Regions from separate parts of the Mus musculus genome. Here region 2 is linked to region 1. The links are chromatin loops, found by intact Hi-C in ENCODE. Cell type or tissue: gastrocnemius. All regions are shown on one strand. Links, peaks and the distances in the headings refer to the core of each region. The heading gives the core; the rest is flanking DNA. Region 1 overlaps Clcn4 (chloride channel, voltage-sensitive 4). Region 2 overlaps Usp29 (ubiquitin specific peptidase 29).

Region 1 (10,922 bases), core at 1,554-9,553:
CAGAAATCAAGACCACTCACCATCATCAGAACGCAGCACTCCCACCCCACCTAGTCCTGGGCACCCCAACACACCCGAAAATCTAGACCCAGATTTCAAAACATTTCTCATGATGATGCTAGAGGACATCAAGAAGGACTTTAAAGTCACTTAAAGAATTACAGGAGAGCACTGCTAAAGAGTTACGGCCCTTAAAGAAAAGCAGGAAAACACAGCCAAACAGGTAGAAGTCCTTAAAGAAAAACAGGAAAACACATCCAAACAGGTAATGGAAATGAACAAAACCATACTAGAACTAAAAAGGGAAGTAGACACAGTAAAGAAATCCCACAGCGAGGCAACGCTGGAGATAGAAACCCTAGGAAAGAGATCTGGAACCATAGACGCCAGCATCAGCAACAGAATACAAGAAATGGAAGCGAGAATCTCAGGTGCAGAAGATTCCATAGAGAACATCGACACAACAGTCAAAGAAAATACAAAATGCAAAAGGATCCTAACTCAAAACATTCAGGAAATCCAGGACACAATGAGAAGACCAAACCTACAGATAATAGGAATTGATGAGAATGAAGATTTTCAACTTAAAGGGCCAGCTAATGTCTTCAACAAAATAATTGAAGAAAACTTCCCAAACATAAAGAAAGAGATGCCCATGATCATACAAGAAGCCTACAGAATACCAAATAGACTGGACCAGAAAAGAAATTCCTCCCGACACATAATAATCAGAACAACAAATGCACTAAATAAAGATAGAATATTAAAAGCCATAAGGGAGAAAGGTCAAGTAACATATAAAGGAAGGCGTATCAGAATTACACCAGATTTTTCACCAGAGACTATGAAAGCCAGAAAGAAGAGCCTGGACAGATGTTATACAGACACTAAGAGAACACAAATGCCAGCCCAGGCTAATATACCCAGCCAAACTCTCAATTAACATAGATGGAGAAACCAAAGTATTCCACGACAAAACCAAATTCACACATTATCTCTCCACGAATCCAGCCCTTCAAAGGATAATAACAGAAAAGAAGCAATACAAGGATGGAAATCACGCCCTAGAACAAGCAAGAAAGTAATCCCTCAACAAACCAAAAAGAAGACTGCCACAAGAACAGAATGCCAACTCTAACAACAAAAATAAAAGGAAGCAACAATTACTTTTCCTTAATATCTCTTAATATCAATGGACTCAATTCCCCAATAAAAAGACATAGACTAACAGACTGGCTACACAAACAGGACCCAACACTCTGCTGCTTACAGGAAACCCATCTCAGAGAACAAGACAGACACTTCCTCAGAGTGAAAGGCTGGAAAACAATTTTCCAAGCAACTGGTCTGAAGAAACAAGCTGGAGTAGCCATTCTAATATCTGATAAGATTGACTTCCAACCCAAAGTTATCAAAAAAGACAAGGAGGGACACGTCATACTCATCAAAGGTAAAATCCTCCAAGAGGAACTCTCAATTCTGAATATCTATGCTCCAAATGCAAGGGCAGCCACATTCATTAAAGAAACTTTAGTAAAGCTCAAAGAACACATTGCACCTCACACAATAATAGTGGGAGACTTCAACACACCACTTTCATCAATGGACAGATCGTGGAAACAGAAACTAAACAGGGACACAGTGAAACTAACAGAAGTGATGAAACAAATGGATCTGACAGATATCTACAGAACATTTTATCCTAAAACCAAAGGATATAACTTCTTCTCAGCACCTCACGGGACCTTCTCCAAAATTGACCATATAATTGGTCACAAAAGATACAAAAATATTGAAATTGTCCCATGTATCCTATCAGACCACCATGGGCTAAGACTGATCTTCAATAACAACATAAATAATGGAAAGCCAACATTCACGTGGAAACTGAACAACACTCTTCTCAATGATACCTTGGTCAAGGAAGGAATAAAGAAAGAAATTAAAGACTTTTTAGAGTTTAATGAAAATGAAGCCACAACATATCCAAACATATGGGACATAATGAAAGCATTTCTAAGAGGGAAACTCATAGCTCTGAGTGCCTCCAAGAAGAAACGGGAGAGAGCACACATTAGCAGCTTGACAACACATCTAAAAGCTCTAGAAAAAAGGAAGCAAATTCACCCAAGAGGAGTAGACGGCAGGAAATAATCAAACTCAGGGGTGAAATCAACCAAGTGGAAACAAGAAGAACTATTCAAAGAATTAACCAAACGAGGAGTTGGTTCTTTGAGAAAATCAAGAAGATAGATAAACCCTTAGCTAGACTCACTAAAGGGCACAGGGACAAAATCCTAATTAACAAAATCAGAAATGAAAAGGGGGACATAACAACAGATCCTGAAGAAATCCAAAACACCATCAGATCCTTCTACAAAAGGTTATACTCAACAAAACTGGAAAACCTGGACGAAATGGACAAATTTCTGGACAGATACCAGGTACCAAAGTTGAATCAGGATCAAGTTGACCATCTAAACAGTCCCATACAACCTAAAGAAATAGAAGCAGTTATTAACAGTCTCCCAGCCAAAAAAAGCCCAGGACCAGACGGGTTTAGTGCAGAGTTCTATCAGACCTTCAAAGAAGATCTAATTCCAGTTCTGTACAAACTATTTCACAAGATAGAAGTAGAAGGTACTCTACCCAACTCATTTTATGAAGCCACTATTACTCTGATACCTAAACCACAGAGAGACCCAACAAAGATAGAGAACTTCAGACCAATTTCTCTTATGAATATCGATGCAAAAATCCTCAATCCAAGAACACATTAAAGCAATCATCCATCCTGACCAAGTAGGTTTTATTCCAGGGATGCAGGGATGGTTTAATATACGAAAATCCATCAATGTAATCCACTATATAAACAAACTCAAAGACAAAAACCACATGATCATCTCGTTAGATGCAGAAAAAGCATTTGACAAGATCCAACACCCATTCATGATAAAAGTGTTGGAAAGATCAGGAATTCAAGGCCCATAACTAAACATGATAAAAGCAATCTACAGCAAACCAGTAGCCAACATCAAAGTAAATGGTGAGAAGCTGGAAGCAATCCCACTAAAATCAGGGACTAGACAAGGCTGCCCACTTTCTCCCTACCTTTTCAACATAGTACTTGAAGTATTAGCCAGAGCAATTCGACAACAAAAGGAGATCAAGGGGATACAAATTGGAAAAGAGGAAGTCAAAATATCACTTTTTGCAGATGATATGATAGTATATATAAGTGACCCTAAAAATTCTACCAGAGAACTCCTAAACCTGATAAACAGCTTCGGTGAAGTAGCTGGATATAAAATAAACTCAAACAAGTCAATGGCCTTTCTCTATACAAAGAATAAACAGGCTGAGAAAGAAATTAGGGAAACAACACCCTTCTCAATAGTCACAAATGATATAAAATACTTTGGCGTGACTCTAACTAAGGAAGTGAAAGATCTGTATGATAAAAACTTCAAATCTCTGAAGAAAGAAATTAAAGAAGATCTCAGAAGATGGAAAGATCTCCCATTCTCATGGATTGGCAGGATCAACATTGTAAAAATGGCTATTTTGCCAAAAGCAATCTACAGATTCAATGCAATCCCCATCAAAATTCCAACTCAATTCTTCAACGAATTAGAAGGAGCAATTTGCAAATTCATCTGGAATAACAAAAAACCTAGGATAGCAAAAACTCTTCTCAAGGATAAAAGAACTTCTGGTGGAATCACCATGCCTGACCTAAAGCTTTACTACAGAGCAATTGTGATAAAAACTGCATGGTACTGGTATAGAGACAGACAAGTAGACCAATGGAATAGAATTGAAGACCCAGAAATGAACCCACACACCTATGGTCACTTGATCTTCGACAAGGGAGTTAAAACCATCCAGTGGAAGAAAGACAGCATTTTCAACAATTGGTGCTGGCACAACTGGTTGTTATCGTGTAGAAGAATGCGAATCGATCCATACTTATCTCCTTGTACTAAGGTCAAATCTAAGTGGATCAAGGAACTCCACATAAAACCAGAGACACTGAAACTTATAGAGGAGAAAGTGGGAAAAAGCCTTGAAGATATGGGCACAGGGGAAAAATTCCTGAACAGAACAGCAATGGCTTGTACTGTAAGATTGAGAATTGACAAATGGGACCTCATGAAACTGCAAAGTTTCTGCAAGGCAAAAGACACAGTCAATAAGACAAAGAGACCACAAACAGATTGGGAAAGGATCTTTACCTATCCTAAATCAGATAGGGGACTAATATCCAACATATATAAAGAACTCAAGAAGGTGGACTTCAGAAAATCGAACAACCCCATTAAAAAATGGGGCTCAGAACTGAACAAAGAATTCTCACCTGAGGAATACCGAATGGCAGAGAAGCACCTGAAAAAATGTTCAACATCCTTAATCATCAGGGAAATGCAAATCAAAACAACCCTGAGATTCCACCTCACACCAGTCAGAATGGCTAAGATCAAAAATTCAGGTGACAGCAGATGCTGGCGAGGATGTGCAGAAAGAGGAACACTCCTCCATTGTTGGTGGGAGTGCAGGCTTGTACAACCACTCTGGAAATCAGTCTGGCGGTTCCTCAGGAAATTGGACATAGTACTACCGGAGGATCCAGCAATACCTCTCCTGGGCATATATCCAGAAGATGTTCCAACTGGTAAGAAGGACACATGCTCCACTATGTTCATAGCAGCCTTATTTATAATAGCCAGAAACTGGAAAGAACCCAGATGCCCCTCAACAGAGGAATGGATACAGAAAATGTGGTACATTTACACAATGGAGTACTACTCAGCTATTAAAAAGAATGAATTTATGAAATTCCTAGGCAAATGGATGGACCTGGAGGGCATCATCCTGAGTGAGGTAACCCAATCACAAAAGAACTCACACAATATGTACTCACTGATAAGTGGATATTAGCCCAAAACCTAGGATTCCCAAGATATAAGGTAGAAGAAGGAAGGAGAAGGGAGGGAGGCAGGGGGAGAACCAGGATAGGGGGACAGACTGACGCAGAGACCCGAGCTGCGCGGGCCATGGCAGAGGCCAGGCAGGCCGGGATGGAAGCAAACAGGGAAGCTTGGAGAGAGACAGACAGACAGACCCAGGGGCGACGAGGCACACAGGGAAGCCGGGACGGGGCCTCGCGGTCGGAAGCGGACTCGGGCTTGGTCCCCGGGGAGAAGGAACGAGGGAGAAGGAGGGAGAAGGAAGGAGAAGGAAGGAGAAGGAAGGAGAAGGGAGAACCGGGGGCTGCGGGACTCGTGGAAGCCGGGATGGGTCCCTCGATGGCGGACGCCGACGCCAGGCAGCCCCGGGTGGAAGGGAGGAGGAGGAGGAGGAGAGAGAGACTTAGAGTCAGACAGAGGGACAGAGAGAGAGACTTAGACACAGAGACAGAGAGACAGAGAGAGGCTCTGTCCCTGCACTCCTACAGGTACAACCTGGAGCAGCGGACGCGGACCTGAACCCCCGTCTGCCCGGGGACGCCGCCGCCACGGCCACACCGCTCGTCTGGAACCACGGCTGGCCTTCGGGTCCCAGATCCGTCCCCACGAGGCAGAGAACCGGGGGTGCACTTGCGCGTTTTTCGCCACCGGGTGGCCCCGGAGATCGGCGCTGGGCCCTAGACGCACTACAGCTCCCATGAGCGCCTGGGCCCGACTTCCTGTCCAAAATGGAGGCACTTCCTGTATCTCACAAAGTACAACCTCCCGGGGATTGACCGATGGAAAACGCGACCGCCTCGCGGGGTCGGATCCACCAGCCTGGCCGGCTTCCCCTCACCCTGGCCGGGATGAAGCAGGCACATCCGACCCCTTGGAGGAAGTTTTTTCCGGCGTGCTCTCTGTCGCCACCTGGTGGTGACAGAGAAGAATGCGGTCATCGTGACCGTTCGATTTTCCTTTTTTCAAATGACACTTGTTTTTGGTTTTTGATACTTTTTAAAAGAATCTACGTGCACATTCATTTTTCTTTTATTATCATTGATGGCTCACCACTCTTTGCATATGTGTGAACCCAGAATATGTCAACCTATATATACATTAAAGTGGTTTCAATTTTAAGATTGTAATCAATTTATAAAGGGTGGTTAAAGCTACTGTCACAACTTGACCACACTGTAGAAAGTCCAAATATAAGGTATTTTCTTAGTATAAGAAATGAAGTAAGACATTATAGTATATTCCCATTAATACTAGCACAAAGTAAGCAAATGCAAGAGGAGCATCATATGTTTGGGTTAGCCCGACTTACATAAGGAGCACCAGGCAAGTCTGAGATACAAAGTAAGACTGCATCAACAAACCAAAAACACTCTACTCTTAATTTTATGTTACTGGATATGTAAAATAAAACATAAACTTCTGACCAAATATACATACCATCCCCTCTTCCAAATTTCTATCATTTTCAACTTATACAGAGTGTCAGAGCGTCAGTATCTTAGGGTCTGTGTCTGTATGTCCTCTCTCTCTCTCTCTCTCTCTCTCTCTCTCCCTCTCTCTCTCTCTCTGTGTGTGTGTGTGTAAATGTATATGTGTGGTATATGTACTTGTTTGTGCACTTATATGTCAAGGTCAGAGGTCAACTTATGAGTCTGCGTGCATTGTTAACTACCTTTTTTATTTTTACACACCCTTTCATTGAGCCTAGAACTCATTGATTCAGCTAGACTGGACTAGAGCCAATGAGCTTCAAGCAACACTCTTATTTTCTGATCCATGTACCTCCTAGTGCAGGTGTTGCAGATATGCAATACCACACACAGCTTTTATGACAGTGTTGGAGATACCAACTCACAATTGCACAGCAAGCACTTTACCTACTGCATCAGGGACACAGTTCCCAGAGTTGTTCTTATAGGGTTATCCGAACTCTACAAACCAAGGGAGCATTGTTTACAGAGACTAGGATGTAAATAGGGCTCCTTTGATACTGTACCCTATGAACATTCACAGCAACTTAACCTTTCACTCTTTTATTAGACATTTAATAACAGTCTAGCATTTCGTGTTCTCTTAGCAAAGTGAATTTTTCTACAGACAGGATGTGAAATTTTCTTTGAAAAAAATCCATCACCAGGTAAGCAGAAAAATATTTGTTCACTCCATCTCCATCACACTGAAAAAGGAGGCAGGAGAGAGTGCTCGGAAAGGAAGCCACAGCAGCCTCTCCTCAGAATTATGGAGCCTGTGTAAAGTGACAATGCACACAAAGGAAGAAAGCATGTTGCCATTTAACTGCAGCATAATGAAGTCAGGTCATGCTGTACTACCCAGTAGTTAATATGAAGAAAGCTGCATGTGTTCAAGGGTAGCCATGTTGGCTCCATATAGTGAACATATTAGGCTATTTCTGACCACACTGGGCTTTAAGCAGTCTAGGAAATATGGTAACTTTCTGGAGTTAGTTTCCTCATCTGTCACATTAAGAGGGTGAGTAAATATTGTTCCCTCCCCTTTGTGTCACAGGAACATCTACAAGAGGGAGGAAAGCAGACAGAACGCCCTATGAAAGCATGTTAAATAACAACTGGAGAGTGGATGCTTGAATATGGATAAAGCCAGGAACAACTGTGACTATAACTCAAGCTGCTTGGGACTCCTTGATTTTGGCTGTGTGTGTGTGTGTGTGTGTGTGTGTGCATGCGAGCAATCCTCCTGTTTCAGGTTCCTGTGGGTTAGGATTACCAAACATATACCAGCACACTTAGCAAAATCTATGTTTACAATGACTTACAATTCAGTAAAATTGAACTGAAGCTGTTTCATGGAACAAAAATGGTGCTCAGCCCAATCTGCCAAGCTGAGTTTCTGTCTCGGCATCAATCAGCCTGTACTGCTATAACAAAATGCCACAGATGTGGTGGTTGAATTAAAGTGTAAGAGCAAGGAATCAGCAAGGCAAGTTTCTGTAAGGTTTATCTCCTAGGATGAAAGACAGATGGGCACTACTATGATCCTGCTGTGTCTTTAGATGGCCTCCTCTCTGTATAGATACTTTTTGGGTTCTTCCAATTTTTTAAGGACATTAGTCCTGCTGAGATAAGGATCTACCCAAATAACTCCATTTAACTTTATGGCTCATGCCATAAAGGTGCATGTCCTACCCTCAACCGCCATAACTTTAGGGTTGGGGCTTCACCATAGGAATTTAATGGGAACCAATTCAGTCTTTACCAGGATTCCAACTGTCTGTGTTGGGCAGCAATGATAAAGCAATTTTCTCTGAATGCTTCACTTTCCACATCACGTGAAATTCTAAAGCTTGTACAATGTGTAGACCTGAATTAAGTGAACTTAGTGTTTTCTCCATATATTGGTCCAATGTTCAAACAACCTGAAGGAAACAAATATTGTCAGTGTTCTTGAAATGAAATGCTAGCTTCTGTCAGGAAGCCATCCGAAGACTTTGGTCCTGGAAAGAGGGAGGAACATTACTGGGTAAAGATGTGTATTTCACCCTCATCTCCCAGTTCGTATCAGACCACCAAGTGAATGGGATACAGAGAATGTCCTCAGAGTTCAAAACTAGGGGCTTTCATCAAAGTGTCAAAGAGCAGGGCAGTGCGTTTCCCTTGGGAGCTTATTCAATGGCAAATAAGTCCTTGAGAGAGGAGCTCCCTGGGAAAAAGGCAGTCTCCACAGCACACTCCCCATTCTTGCTCTTAACCTGCCAGTCTAAGCACAGCTTTGATCCTCAACCCCACATTAGAGGATCATCTTGCAAATGAAAAGAAGCCTGACACATTTCAGTCCAGTCACACTTTGAATAATTTCATTGAGTTCTGAGCACCTCCAAGGTACACTGTAGGAGAAAGACACAGTGCTTTCACTTCCCCCTTGGTAACTTTGGCCCAGAGTAAACTTATCCCCTTTTCTTCCTCCATGGACTCTGCTAGATTAAAAGGGAAGTATGTGGTTTTGCTGTCCTTTGGCTATGCTTCTCCTGCCATGCATTGTTTTTTAAGCTATTTCACACACACACACACACACACACACACACACACACACACACGGGATTTGAGGTCTTGTGGATTATAGAAGGCCAGGCTGTGACTAATACTCTCCTTCCATTACAGAGCAACTCTGAGGGGAGCCACCTGGACCAAAGAAGGGGACCACATGAAGTAATCTTTCACACTTAGAATTTACAGTTCAGGAGAACCCAGCTTCACTTACAAATGTTCCATCCAAAACCTACTAACAACCCTAAAATTAGGATCTACTACTTAATAGTTCCATGCTGCGAATGAGACAATGAACCAAGGCTTAAAATCTCCTCTATTACCTGGATATTTTCACACTGATGTGTCTATTTAGTGCTATTTCAGAGGGAGTAAATTAGTTACAGAAACAAATACTTGAAACTATAATTTTCCACAGTTGTCAGCATGGTCTGACTTAAAATGTTTGCTTTCCGGAATATATAATTCTTGTAACAATGAGAAGATTCACAGACCCCTCCTGTAGTTAGGGTTGTATTTAAAATTAAGATTCTGACTAGGCGTGAGAAGTGGACTCAGCTTACAAATGAGGTTTCTCTCAAATGTGACACAATGGATAAGACACCAAGCAGTTATAAGAATGCTTGGAGGGGTGTTTGGAAGGGTTATCAAGCATGAGAGAGTAAAAAAGACACCAAAGACAATGGCAGGGACATGATGTTGGAATTTAATATGACAGATACCAATCCCACTTCCCTATCCACAGAATCGAAATTCCATCCAGAAAGTAATGTGTTATAATGTATAGCTAAAACAATTTTCCTTCCTGTATTTACAGACATCTAGGCGAATGGGGCATATAACAGATTTCCAGCCAATGGTTGTATGCTGCGCATCTCTGGGAAAGATATACACATTCATCTTCGTACTCGCCTCTCCCCCTCCTTCCCTCACAGAAAGTAGACATCGCACCTGGCATCTGGGCAACAATTTTACAACTATGAGGCAGTAAGCCAGAGGACAGAGAATAAGAAGAGGGAAAATGAAATACCAGAAGAATTTGGAACCCTGGCAATAGTGTAGAGACAGTCCTGGACTGGCCATGTCCCAGGTTTCTTAGGTGCACTGTCAGGATCTATTACATACAGTCAAGTGCACATACGTGATTCAACGATACCCAATGACAGTAAGATTGAAAAGGAGGAGGATGACTCAGTGAAAAGTGAGGGGCAAAGATGAAGTGAAATGGCAAGTGACACAAATCTTACACAGATCATGCGATGGGCCTGAAACACTAATTCCTTCCTGAAGAAAAGACAGATGTGCAGAATTTAAAGAATAAAATTGCCATTAAGTTCAAACACAAAGAGACCCAGTGCTTCAATTGGCTGTATAAAATGTGACTCTGTCCCGCGCTGTGATTGCTAGTTTGAAAGTCCATGCTTAGGCGTTAAAACTGGACATTTTATATCCTACAGGGAAGAGAATGGAACAGATTTAGAATCAATTTACTATTTCTCTTGTAATCCATTTGGAGGAGTTCCCACTGAGAACTCATATGCCTCACTCTCATCATGGCTCTATCTGGAAGACCTGAGAAGAAAGTTAAGTAGAAACACTGGATAGCTGGTTTTAAGTATTGCACATGCTACTTAGAAACAAAACCACACTACAGCAATCTAGGAGCACACGGGCAATAATCCATGGGAAGTGCTGGACTAATCAATACGTCAAATGCACAAGTAACCATATAAATAAGTGAAATTGATGCTTTGGGCTTGCAAATCAGTGATGACGCAAGTGTCCCCTCAAAGTAAAAATGTGTCCCCTTTTATAAGAGAAATGTCCACATAGAACTACATGGTTCATAGTCCAAACATTTAGTCCAGTCTTGAAGTCTTCTGTCGAGAAGTCTTTCACTTCATGCTCATTATGGTGGGCACTACTGAATCTG
Region 2 (10,922 bases), core at 1,523-9,522, 340 kb before region 1:
CATTGTCAATTACCCATGTAAATATTGTTTCTCTTTCTACTTTCGCACAACAAAGATTTATTTACACATTTTTCTCCAGTGTTTGGCTTCACACCCATGAGGGTACGGGTGGGACATATTGTAATCAAGGGGCTGTTAAAAGGGTAGAGGCCTCTGAAGGAAAGACTCAAGAGCATTGTTAGCCTGAGCTCAATCTGACCTTGAGTAAAGATGGAAGGAGAGAGCTTACTCACTCTGTAAAATTATCCTAATCACTCCTCCAGGGGACCAAAGGGTGATTCCCAAGACCTGTAGCGGGGACTCACAGTTGCCTGTAACTCCAACACCAGGGGATTTAATGTCCTCTTCTGCCTTCCTTGGTCACCTGCCCACTTGTGCACAACCACCTATCTACCCCCCCCACCCCCCACATAAATGTTTAAATAAAGTTTGAAAGGGAAGGGTAGGGTAGATGGTAAATCTGGAGGAATTACATTGGGGAATGAGTATGACCAAGATAATTTGTATGCATGCATGGCATTCTCATTTTACTTTTTAAAAATCTTACACTTGTAAATATGAGTGGACAGGCACATGCCATAGGCCACACGTGGAGGCCAGAGGACAACTTGCAGGAGTCAATTTTTTATTTTCTTCTACTATGCAGGTCTTGGAGGTGGAACTTACATCGTCACACTTGGCTGAAGGCTCCTTTATCCTCTGAGCCACCTCACTGGCCCCACAAATCCAGGTTCAGTAACCACCGATTACTGTTTCCTTAGTTATTGCATGCGAGATGACACATGATGGCTTTCTGGCCCCACATTCCTGGATGTATCTCTGTTAGAATTCTTCTCTGAGTCTCTGTTTTCTCTTATCCCACCTTAATTGCTTCCATGCTGATTTTGCGGGTTTTAACGTAATTAAGGGCTTGTTTACAATTTGCTACTTTCAGAACCTGTCTTCTCCCGAGCAGCTCACATTCTGATTCTGGATCTTTGCAAGCTTCTTGACACTTGAGAAAAAGAAAAGCCCCCCCTGCTTTCCAGACACAACGAGACATTCTAGTCTCCTGTTTCCCTGCCCTGCCCTGCAGTTGACTAATTATCCACAGAGTTCCAGGTCCCCTGTGAGTAGAACACAATGTCAAAATCAAGATCTGAGCCCTGGGTGTGCCTTTTTTATTTTCCATGTTTTGGGGAATACCGAAGACTGTAGGATTTTTATAGAAAGAACGAGACGATTTGTTACTTTTTTACGCTTTTAAGAAATTATTCCATTTTGTTTCATTTTGTGTGCATTTCTGTGTACGGAGGGGTTCTGCATGAGTGCCCTGGCCTCATGCGGAGGGCTGAGGACAGCCTGTGGGAGTTCATTCTGTCATTCCACAGTGTGGATCCCAGGGGCTGAACTGAAGTCATTAGTCTCAGCTGCTAGCGTCTTTACCTGTTCACCTACTTCCCTGCAGGAGCCTTTACTGTTGACTGTTCAGGGCAAGCGTCTTTACCTGTTGACTCACTTCCTTGCAAGCGACTTTACTGTTGACCCATTTCACTGGGACCGCAGTTTTAACTTGTTTTTGAGACTGTCTCAGGTAGCCCAGACTGCCCTGGAGTCTAGACTTTAGTTAAGGAAGATTTTCATCTCCCAAACTTCCTGCTTCCTTCACTGGGACACGTTTACACTTTTAGGAGACCACTCAGGTCTCCCATATGGAAAAACTTAAGTGCTAAGAAAAGTTTCCAAAGATACAACTTTTCCAACCGCACCCTTCTCCATTTCCAAATTGGGTGAATTTAAAGGACATCTTACAGCCAGGTAAAATAAGCAAGATACAGTGACATGATGTCACTTACTGGCAGGATCTAAAAACATGGACTCATTGGAGCAGACAAATGGTAGCTACCACAGCCTGGGTTTGGGGGTGATGGGGGTTAAGGAAATTGATCAAAACCTCAAATCTGCTGGGCATGGTGGCACACGCCTTTAATCCCAGCACTCGGGAGGCAGACGCAGCCAGATTTCTGAGTTCAAGGCCAGCCTGGTCTACAAAGTGAGTTCCAGGACAGCCAGGGCTATACAGAGAAACCCTGTCTGGAAACAACAACAAAACAAAACAAAAACAAAAACAAAAACAAAAACAAAAAAAACCAACCAAACCAAAAAAAAAAAAAAAAAAAAAAGAAAAGAAAGAAAGAAAGAAAGAAAGAAAGGAAGGAAGGAAGGAAGGAAGGAAGGAGGTGAGGTGTGAGGTAGAATCTCAGGGTTGTTTTGATTTGCATTTCCCTGATGATTAAGGATGCTGAACCCAAAAAAACAAACAAACAAACAAACAAAAAACCCAAAAATGGTTCCACTTTTTCTGGGTGTGGTGGCGCATGCCTTTAATCCCAGCATTTGGGAGGCAGAGGCAGGCCGATTTCTGAGTTCGAGGCCAGCCTGGTCTACAAAGTGAGTTCCAGGATATCCAGGGCTACACAGAGAAACCCTGTCCTGAAAAACCAAAAAAAAAAAAAAAAAAAGAGAGAGACAATGGGGACTAGAGAGATGGCTCATTGGTTAAGAGCAATGACTGCCCTTCCAGAGGACTCGGGTTCAATTCTAAGCACCCACATGGTAACTCACAGTTGAGATGGGTCAGTGGTTAAGAACACTGACTGCCCTTCTAAGAGGGGTTCAGTTCCTAGCACCTACATGACAGCTCACAATTGTCCCTAACTCTAAGATCTGACATCCTCACACAGAAATACATGTAGGCAAAACACCATAAAATTAAAATGCATAAATTATTTTTAAAACTACATGATAACAATAAATGTAATTCTAAAATATTTTTAAAGGTACTATGCCCACCAGAGGGATATATGGCAAAGTTACAGTGGAGCAGCAGGAACAGGAGAAAAACATGGTCGTTAGTGAATTACACTGTGCAAATACAGAGCCTGGGCTTGTGGAGAGAAGGCAGCCAGAGTGTTTACCATTTCCCTGGCAGCCAAAAGAAAGCTCTACTCTCAAATCAGCAGCGGAATTTTCCACTGAGCTAAAGGCCAGGCTTCATTCCGGGAGTTATATACCTCCCTGTGTAATTAAGGACGGAAAAGGTCTCGTTTAGACATAAAACAATGTGGACAGTCTTCTGAGACTGTCTGTTTAAAGTCACATCTGTCTAAAGAGCCATCTGGCTTGCAAATTTCCCCTTGATTGTATCCTTCATTTTCATCCAAATTTTGAGAGCTGACAACATTGAATTTTATAATTTGCAGGCTTTATTGCTTCAGGGTGGGAGGGTTGGGAGGGTGAGACAGGGTGAGGGTCTCACTTGGAGCCAAGGTTGGCCTGGAATGATGTGGCCTAGGTTGGCTTTGAACTCTCAAGATCCTCTTACCTCAGCCCTGTAAGGCTGGAGTTTCTAGGTGTGAGCCACCATGCCTGGCAATTTAATTCTTAAGAAGTGTTTATCAGTGTCTGGTAAAAAAATCAGTGTTTAGTGGGATAGTTTATGGAGTTTACTTCTTTGATACAGTTTTAACTAAAAAAGAAGCATTTTATATTATAATTTTGAGTTCTTTTTTAATCATTATCACCATTACTAGGTTTAGGAGTTGGAGATGTTTTTGTTGTTGTCCTTGTCTTGAAACAAAGTATCACTATGGAGATGCAGCTAGCCTCAAACTCTTGAGATCTGCCTCCCTCTGCCTCCTGAGTGCAGTGAGCACCACCACCAAGGCTATTTGGGATTTTGAAAAGATGTGGTTCTACAAAGTCCACGCTTGCTTACAACATCAAATCCAGAATGAAATCTGGCAAAAACAAAACAAACAAGAGCCGGGTGGTGGTGGTGCACACCTTTAATCCCAGCACTTAGGAGGCAGAGACAGGCAGATTTCTGAGTTTGAGGCCAGCCTGGTCTACAAAGTGAGTTCCAGGGCAGCCAGGGCTATACAAAGAAACCCTGTCTCGAAAAACTAAAAAACAAAACAAAACAAACAAACAAACAAACAAAAAAAGAAACAAAGGGAGGGGGAGGCAGGCAACTCTTTGTGAGTTTGAGGCCAGCCTGGTCTACAGAGTGAGTTCCAGGACAGCCAGGGCTACACAGAAACAAAACAAAACAAAACAAAACAAAACAAAACAAAACAAAACAAAACACCTTCTCCAGATCAGTTCACACAAATTGTAACTCTTTGTTTTGTCTGTCTGTTTGTTTGTTTGTTTTTTCCTGATGTACTCCCACAGTTAGCTATTTTGTGGCTTCTTTCTTCTTCCAACAACCTTGTATCTTCATGGGAGTCGCCCCGGTGTCTTTGGCACAGAGCAGACTTCTTTAGTGTTTGGTACCAATATCCACACCTGATCTCTGCTCTGCAGTTTGCTCGCCATTCGAACACAAAGTCTTAGAAGATGGGGTTTGAAATCCACAGTATTTGGCAGGATTGCCCGAATTGGAGAAACTCAATGAACTTTTTTGTTTTTTTTGTTTTTTGTTTTTTGTTCTTTTTTAATTCTTAGGTTTTGTTTCCCAAGTACTGGGAGTTGAGCATAGAACCTGTGCTTAGAGGAAAGTGCTGCAGCCACAAGCTGCATTCTAGATTCATTTTCATTTTTGAGGTAAGGTCTCATATAGCTTGATTTTATTTTATTTTTTATTTTTTTGGTTTGGTTGGATTTTTGCTTTGTTTTGAGACAAGGTCTTACCACCTAATCCTAGCTAGCCTTGAATCCATTACGTAAATCAGGCTGACCTTGAACTCAAAGAGACCTACCTGCCTCTGCTTTCTCATTACTAGGCATAAATGGGCATGCCGCCACATCTAGCTACGGGGATAAGCTGGTTTGGAATTCCACAAGTAGCTAAGGATGGCCTCAAATTCCTCCTTCCAACTCTTAAGTGAAGTTGAACTATAAGAATTATATATATTTACAGTACACAACATGGATGCTCTGATATATGTGTCAATCAAACTATTGACAAACCATCCCCTCTCCATGGTGAGAACATTTAAGATCTGTCCTAGTGACTTCCAAGTAACATTACCATTAAATTGAATTGTTACACTGTCCGAAAGAACATGCAAAAGAAGAAATGGGAGCCCAGAAGCCAAAAAAAACCTCCACCCAATGACACACAGGCCGGTGTGAGATGCAGCCAGAGTATAAACTCAAATCCTCACGCCCTTGCTCTCCAGCCCTGCTGCTGTGCTGGCCTCCTGACACTTGATAGGTAAGTGCAGTCTGCTCCCCGGCTGCCTCCTTCTCGAAGCTCATCTATCCTTGTCCCTGTAGGGTAAATGCTTTGAAATATTTTAGAGCAACTGCAGCAACATCTTAAGAGGCCCGATTTCCCTAGTCATGCTCAAACTGTTTTCATCAATATCCTATGTGCGCCACCTGCTGGCCGATGACTGCAGTTACTGATGAACGGCCTTAAGGCTCTAGAATGTTCCAAAAATTCGATGAACGCAGAAGTCCCAGCACTGAGGACGGGTCTGTGTAGCAGGTTCTAGGGAAGCCTATGTTACATGAGAACCTCTCTAAAAAGTCAAATAAGCTGGGAATGTGGATCATTTGATAGATTGCGTGCCTAAAAAGTGCAAAGCCCTGGGTTCAATTCCCAACAAGGCCTAATCCAATCCTGGGGAAGGAAGAAAAGAAAGAAAGAAAAGAAAAGAAGGAAGGGAGGGAGGGAGGGAGGGAGGGAGGGAGAGGGGGGGAGAAGAGAGACAGAGACAGAGAGAGACAGAGAGAGCCAAGGTCATCCTCAGCTACAGTGAGTTTGAGGGCAGCCTAGCTCAGACTAAATGAGACCCGGTCTCAAAACAAAACATCAAAGAAGTTCCCTGGGTACAGTATACACCCATACCTTTTTAAAAATTCCTCTCCTTCCCAGGTTTAAACATAAACAATGCCTTGTTTTGTATTTTCAATACAGGGTTTCTCTGTGTAGACCTGGCTGTCCTGGAATTCACTCTGTAGACTAGGCTGGCCTTGAACTCAGAGATTTGCCTGTCTCTACCTCTCAAGTACTGGGTTTTAAGGCCACCACTGCAGAGCTATTAGACATAAACAATGTCAACCAGTACTCCAAAGGTCCCAATGACAAACCAAGATAACATATCACCGAAGTTTATTGGGCTTGCTTGCTTGCAGAGCATAGGTGAGGGTTGTCCATAGGGACGTGGATGCAGAGACGAAGGTCCTATGTGTTCCAGCCCCTCCCTTAGGTCACATATACTCTGGAGAGAGTCCTGTGATGCTTCCCACCCCTCCAATGAGAAGAAGAAAAACTGTCAAGGGGGCCCCTTTTGCATGGTGGTGGCTGCTGAACTCCCCATGATGGCAGTGGCTCGGCTCAGAGGCTAGACACACGCACTGCTCTCCCGAAGTCATTCCTCTGTGTACTTCTGTCTTCTGATCTCTTGGGTCGCCAGCATGCTGGATGTGGGCCTAATCCTAATTCTGACAACACAGGATTTGGGCAGCTGGGGGAGTGCAGACAGTTTGAAGGGGCTCTGGCCAGTGTGGTGAGTGCAGCTCTGGCAAGCCTTGCCCTTCTCCTCCATTCCCTCTGCCTTGCTAAAACCCCTTAGACTACATTCCTAAAGCTAGCCTCCAAGGTCTAGTCCCTTATTTGGCCACTTGCTCCTCCCTAGTCTGACTACCAAGGTCCAGCTATCAAAGTATTAAAGTCCAGCAGTCAAAAGCCCCCTTTGGCTCACCTAATAAACATGCCCAATTAAAATTAAACACCTCATCCTAGCACAGGGTTTCCCCTTTACCTTTATAAACTGTCATGCTCCTCGGTGCCACGTCTGTTTCCTTCAGAGGCAGTCCTTTGTTCCATTGTCCTTTGGGACAAATATCCCTATAACCTCTCCCTTCTTCCCCATCCTCTGCCTCCTGTGTCTCTCTTACTTCCCTGCTCCTTTGTGCTTAGAACTTGGTCTTGGGGGTCCCGAGATGATGCTTTTCCTTTCAGTAGCCATCCATCTCTCAATGGTCTGGTTACACAGTGCCTCTTGGGAGATGTCTTAACCTGACCCCAAACTCAGCCTGAGACATCTCCCCTAACACCTGCTGACTTGGCCCAGCTCCCTCCTCAGCCCCAGAAGTAGCACCAGATTCTCATTTTAAATACATTCCAGGGTCTACAGACAGATGTGCTGAGAGGAGGATTTGAGGAGAAATATCCTTTGTTAATGTCGTCCGCTCACCATGGGAGAGACTGGGATAGGGATCCAACAATGACCTGTAGACGTGAGTTTCTTCATTTGGAAGGCTGTAGCTGTCTGGTATGGTGGCACATGCCTTTAATCTCCACACTCAGGACCAGGTGGATTTCTGTACATTTGAGGCCATCTTGATCTAAGTAATAGCGACTTCCAGGGCTACACATGAGACCCCCCGCCCCCCACCACCACCTGGCCTCAAGTACCAGGCACACATACATATATGCACGCAAATACTCATACACATAAAATTAAAATAAAATAAAGAAAGTTTTGTTTTGTTTTTAAGAATCAACTAATCAAGGTTCATAGGGGCTACAGAGACTGACGTGGCAGTCAAACAACCTCTATGGGTCTGCACTGGGCCCTCTACATATATGTTATGGTCGTGTAGCTTGGTGTTCTTGCGGAACGCTTGAAGATGGGAGTCAGGGGTGACTCTGACTCTTTTGCCTGCTCTTGGGACCCTTTTCCTCCCACTGGCTTGCGTAGTCCAGCTTCATTCAGCCCTGATAGGAGGCTTTGTGCGTAGTTTAATTGCAACTTGGTATGCCATGTTCCCTCAGTTTTGCTTTTGTTGTTTGTTTTTGAAGGTAAACAGGAAGAGTGGATCTGGGAGGAGAAACTGTGGCCAGGATATAATGTCTGAGAGAAGAATAAAAGAAAAAAAGAAAGGAAATTAAAAAGAAAAAAAGAAGAAGAGGTATCCAAGCTTAGAGGGGGGAGGGCTAAGGAGGTTAATTCAGGGACTAAATAGAGTCTAAAGCAGTAGTCAGGAAGATAATCGCATTGTCCCACCCTTCCTTGAGGCTGCTACGGATTTGGAGTTTAGCAGATTAGTGGTGGGTAGGAAGGGTATAAGGCAGTGGCTGCCTCTGGGATACAGGAAGTTCTGTTGCCTGCAAAGCAGTGAACTGTCAATGGATGTTTGTATGTTTCTCCTCTCCCACTTCCCCAGAACCTCCCCCTCCCACCCCATCTCTCTAAGCAGAGATAGTTCAGTAACTTACTGGCTGGGCATGGTGACATACACCTTTCATCCCAGCACTCCTGAGACAGGAGCAAGAGGATCTGTGAGTTCCAGGCCAGCCTGGTCTACATAGTGAGTACCAGGATAGCTAAGACTACATTGAGAAACCTTGCTTCAGAGAGAGAGAGAGAGAGAGAGAGAGAGAGAGAGAGAGAGAGAGAGAGAGAGAGAGAGAGAGAGAGATTAAAACAGAACTTACAGACCTTGTGGAGGACCCAGGCTCAATTCCAAGTACCCATAGAGTTCCAGGGGATTCTATGCCCTCCTCTAGCCTCCCTCCAAGGGAGGACACTGCACCAAAGTGATTCATAGAACAAGCAGGCACAGCACCTATACACATAAAATAAAAATAAATAAATCTTTAAAAACATAAAAGGGGATTTCTGAGACAATAGATTTAATCAGATAAGCCTGTCAAAATACGTTTCCATTTTAAGTCAGAAAGGCTGGAAGAAAAAAAATGGAAGAAAAAAAAATACAAGAATCAGAATACAGCGTGAACAACCCAAGTATACTTACCTTTAACTTGAACTTTTACAATTCTGCAATGTATCTACATACATATACACGTGGAGATTCAATTAAGAGAAGTAAGAAAGACCACTACATAGTGAGTGGAGCTAAGGCCACGCAGATATGTGCTTTTTCTGAGTCACTGATGTCTCCAAATGCCTCCAAATACCTGCATTCCTGAAGGCTTGGTCTTAACTGAGCCTGTGAATTTCTGTAGCAATTGCTACTTGCTGCCACCAGATGGCGGTAGACACCGAACCAAAAAAAAGGCACCCCCCCCCCAGCATGGCGCGCGCGCGCGCGCGCGTGTGTGTACACGTATGTACATACATGTGATGTATGTTTCTCTTTTATGGCTTGTTTCATTTTGAGGCAGGGTCTTATGTGGCACAGGCTAACCCTGAATTTACTGCGTCTTAGCCTGAGGTGATCTTGAAGTCCTGATCCTCCACTTGCAAAGTAATAGGCATGCTTCATGGTGTCCAGTTTTATGCGCTGCTAGGTAGCGAGTGCAGGGCTCCCTGCAAGTTAAGCAACTGGGATATATCCCCAGATCTATCATTTTGCTTACTGGCTGACAAGTCAAAAAATGAATCTAGAGCTGGACAATGGGGTGCCGCACGCCTTTAACAGAGGCAGGCAGATCTCTGAGTTCCAGGCAAGCCTGGTCTACACAGGGAGTTCCAGGATAGTCAGGGCTACACAGAGAAACCCTGTTTTGAAAAACCAAACCAAACCAAATAAAAGAACAACAACAAAGAATCTAGGAGGCAAGAGAGATGTGTCAGTGGTTAAGAGCAACATGTTGCTCATATAGATGGTTCCAGGTTCAGTTTCCAGTACCCACGCAGCAGCTCACAACCATCCATACTTCCATCCCAGCGGTTAAATACCCTCTTCCCATGGTGCACATACCTCCATGCAGGCAAAACACTCACACACATAAAATAAATCAATCTAAGAAAATTCAGTGAATATATATTGTAGCGATACTTGTTAGAATTGCTACATTAAGCCGGGTGTGGTGGCACACACCTTTAATCCCAGTACTCGGGAGGCAGAGGCGGGTGGATTTCTGAGTTCCAGGCCAGCCTGGTCTACAAAGTGAGTTCCAGGACAGCCAGGGCTATACAGAGATATACAGAGAAACCCTGTCTCGAAAAACCAAAAAAAAAAAAAAAAAAAAATTAAGCTGTTTTCATAGGCATCGCCCCATATACCTATTTGTGTGTGAAAAGACTTAAAATATGCTTTCTTAGAGGCTTTCTCATGCACTTTTATCTTTTATTTTTACCTGAATACCAACCTCTGCTGCCGTTTTGTTTTGGTGGTGGTTGCTGCTGCTCTTGTTTGAGACAGGGTCTGACTATCACGTAGGCTTAGCTGACTTGGACTACGGTGTGCACTAGACTGGCCTTAACCTCCCTCCCAGAGATCATCTTGCCTCTGCCTCCCGAGTGCTGGGACTAAAGGCTGTGTGGCGTGGTTGTTTCTGTGGTGCTGGGAATGCCTCCCAGGACCGTGTGCGCGCTGAGCAGGTGCTCTACCCATGAGCTACATTTTTACCCGCATTTCTTGACTTTGTGTAAAAGAACGTTTTAGATAGGCAAACACTGAGTAAGGATGTTTCAGTCAGGGATGGAAAGCTTTCAGCTCCGTTATTAACTTTTTTTTCTTAATTTATTATGTATTTTCCTCAATTACATTTCCAATGCTATCCCAAAAGTCCCCCATACCCTCCCCCCCTCCCCACCCACTCCCATTTTTTTGGCCCTGGCGTTCCCCTGTACTGGGGCATATAAAGTTTGCAAGTCCAATGGGCCTCTCTTTCCAGTGATGGCCGACTAGGCCATCTTTTGATACATATGCAGCTAGAGACAAGAGCTCCGGGGTACTGGTTAGTTCATAATGTTGTTCCACCTATAGGGTTGCAGACCCCTTTAGCTCCTTGGGTACTTTCTCTAGCTCCTCCATTGGGAGCCCTGTGATCCATCCAATAGCTGACTGTGAGCATCCACTTCTGTGTTTGCTAGGCCCCGGCATAGTCTCTCAAGAGACAGCTATATCTGGGTCCTTTCAGCGAAATCTTGCTAGTGTATGCAATGGTGTCAGCGTTTGGAAGCTGATTATGGGGTGGATCCCTAGATATGGCAGTCTCTAGATGGTCCATCCTT

What was found. Peaks named below come from ENCODE experiments on the same cell type or tissue, not always from the same donor. Only the 100,000 strongest peaks of a DNase experiment are listed, where the experiment ranks them.
Region 2: it touches region 1 in a loop (7-fold over the local background); 13 of 42 quality-filtered maps call a loop at or near these places.

Annotation. Positions count from the first base shown.
Region 1 is chr7:7,272,635-7,283,556 of GRCm38, forward strand. Clcn4 (chloride channel, voltage-sensitive 4) reads right to left here. Exons shown (of 12, transcript NM_001357102.1): 12 at 9,675-10,922. It also overlaps a transcript of Vmn2r29 not described here. Among named protein-coding and RNA genes, the nearest start is that of Gm45631, 17 kb to the right of the region's middle. In gastrocnemius, for the core only: a CTCF peak has its summit at 5,850 (motif pointing left); DNase peaks (open chromatin) are centred at 5,191 and 5,728; H3K4me3 peaks cover 1,208 bases; H3K27ac peaks cover 1,145 bases.
Region 2 is chr7:6,931,954-6,942,875 of GRCm38, forward strand. It overlaps Usp29 (ubiquitin specific peptidase 29), which reads left to right. Exons shown (of 8, transcript NM_001360502.1): 5 at 647-730. Among named protein-coding and RNA genes, the nearest start is that of Zim3, 39 kb to the right of the region's middle. In gastrocnemius, for the core only: CTCF peaks have their summits at 5,370 (motif pointing left) and 8,969 (motif pointing right); DNase peaks (open chromatin) are centred at 4,779, 5,360 and 9,053; H3K4me3 peaks cover 218 bases.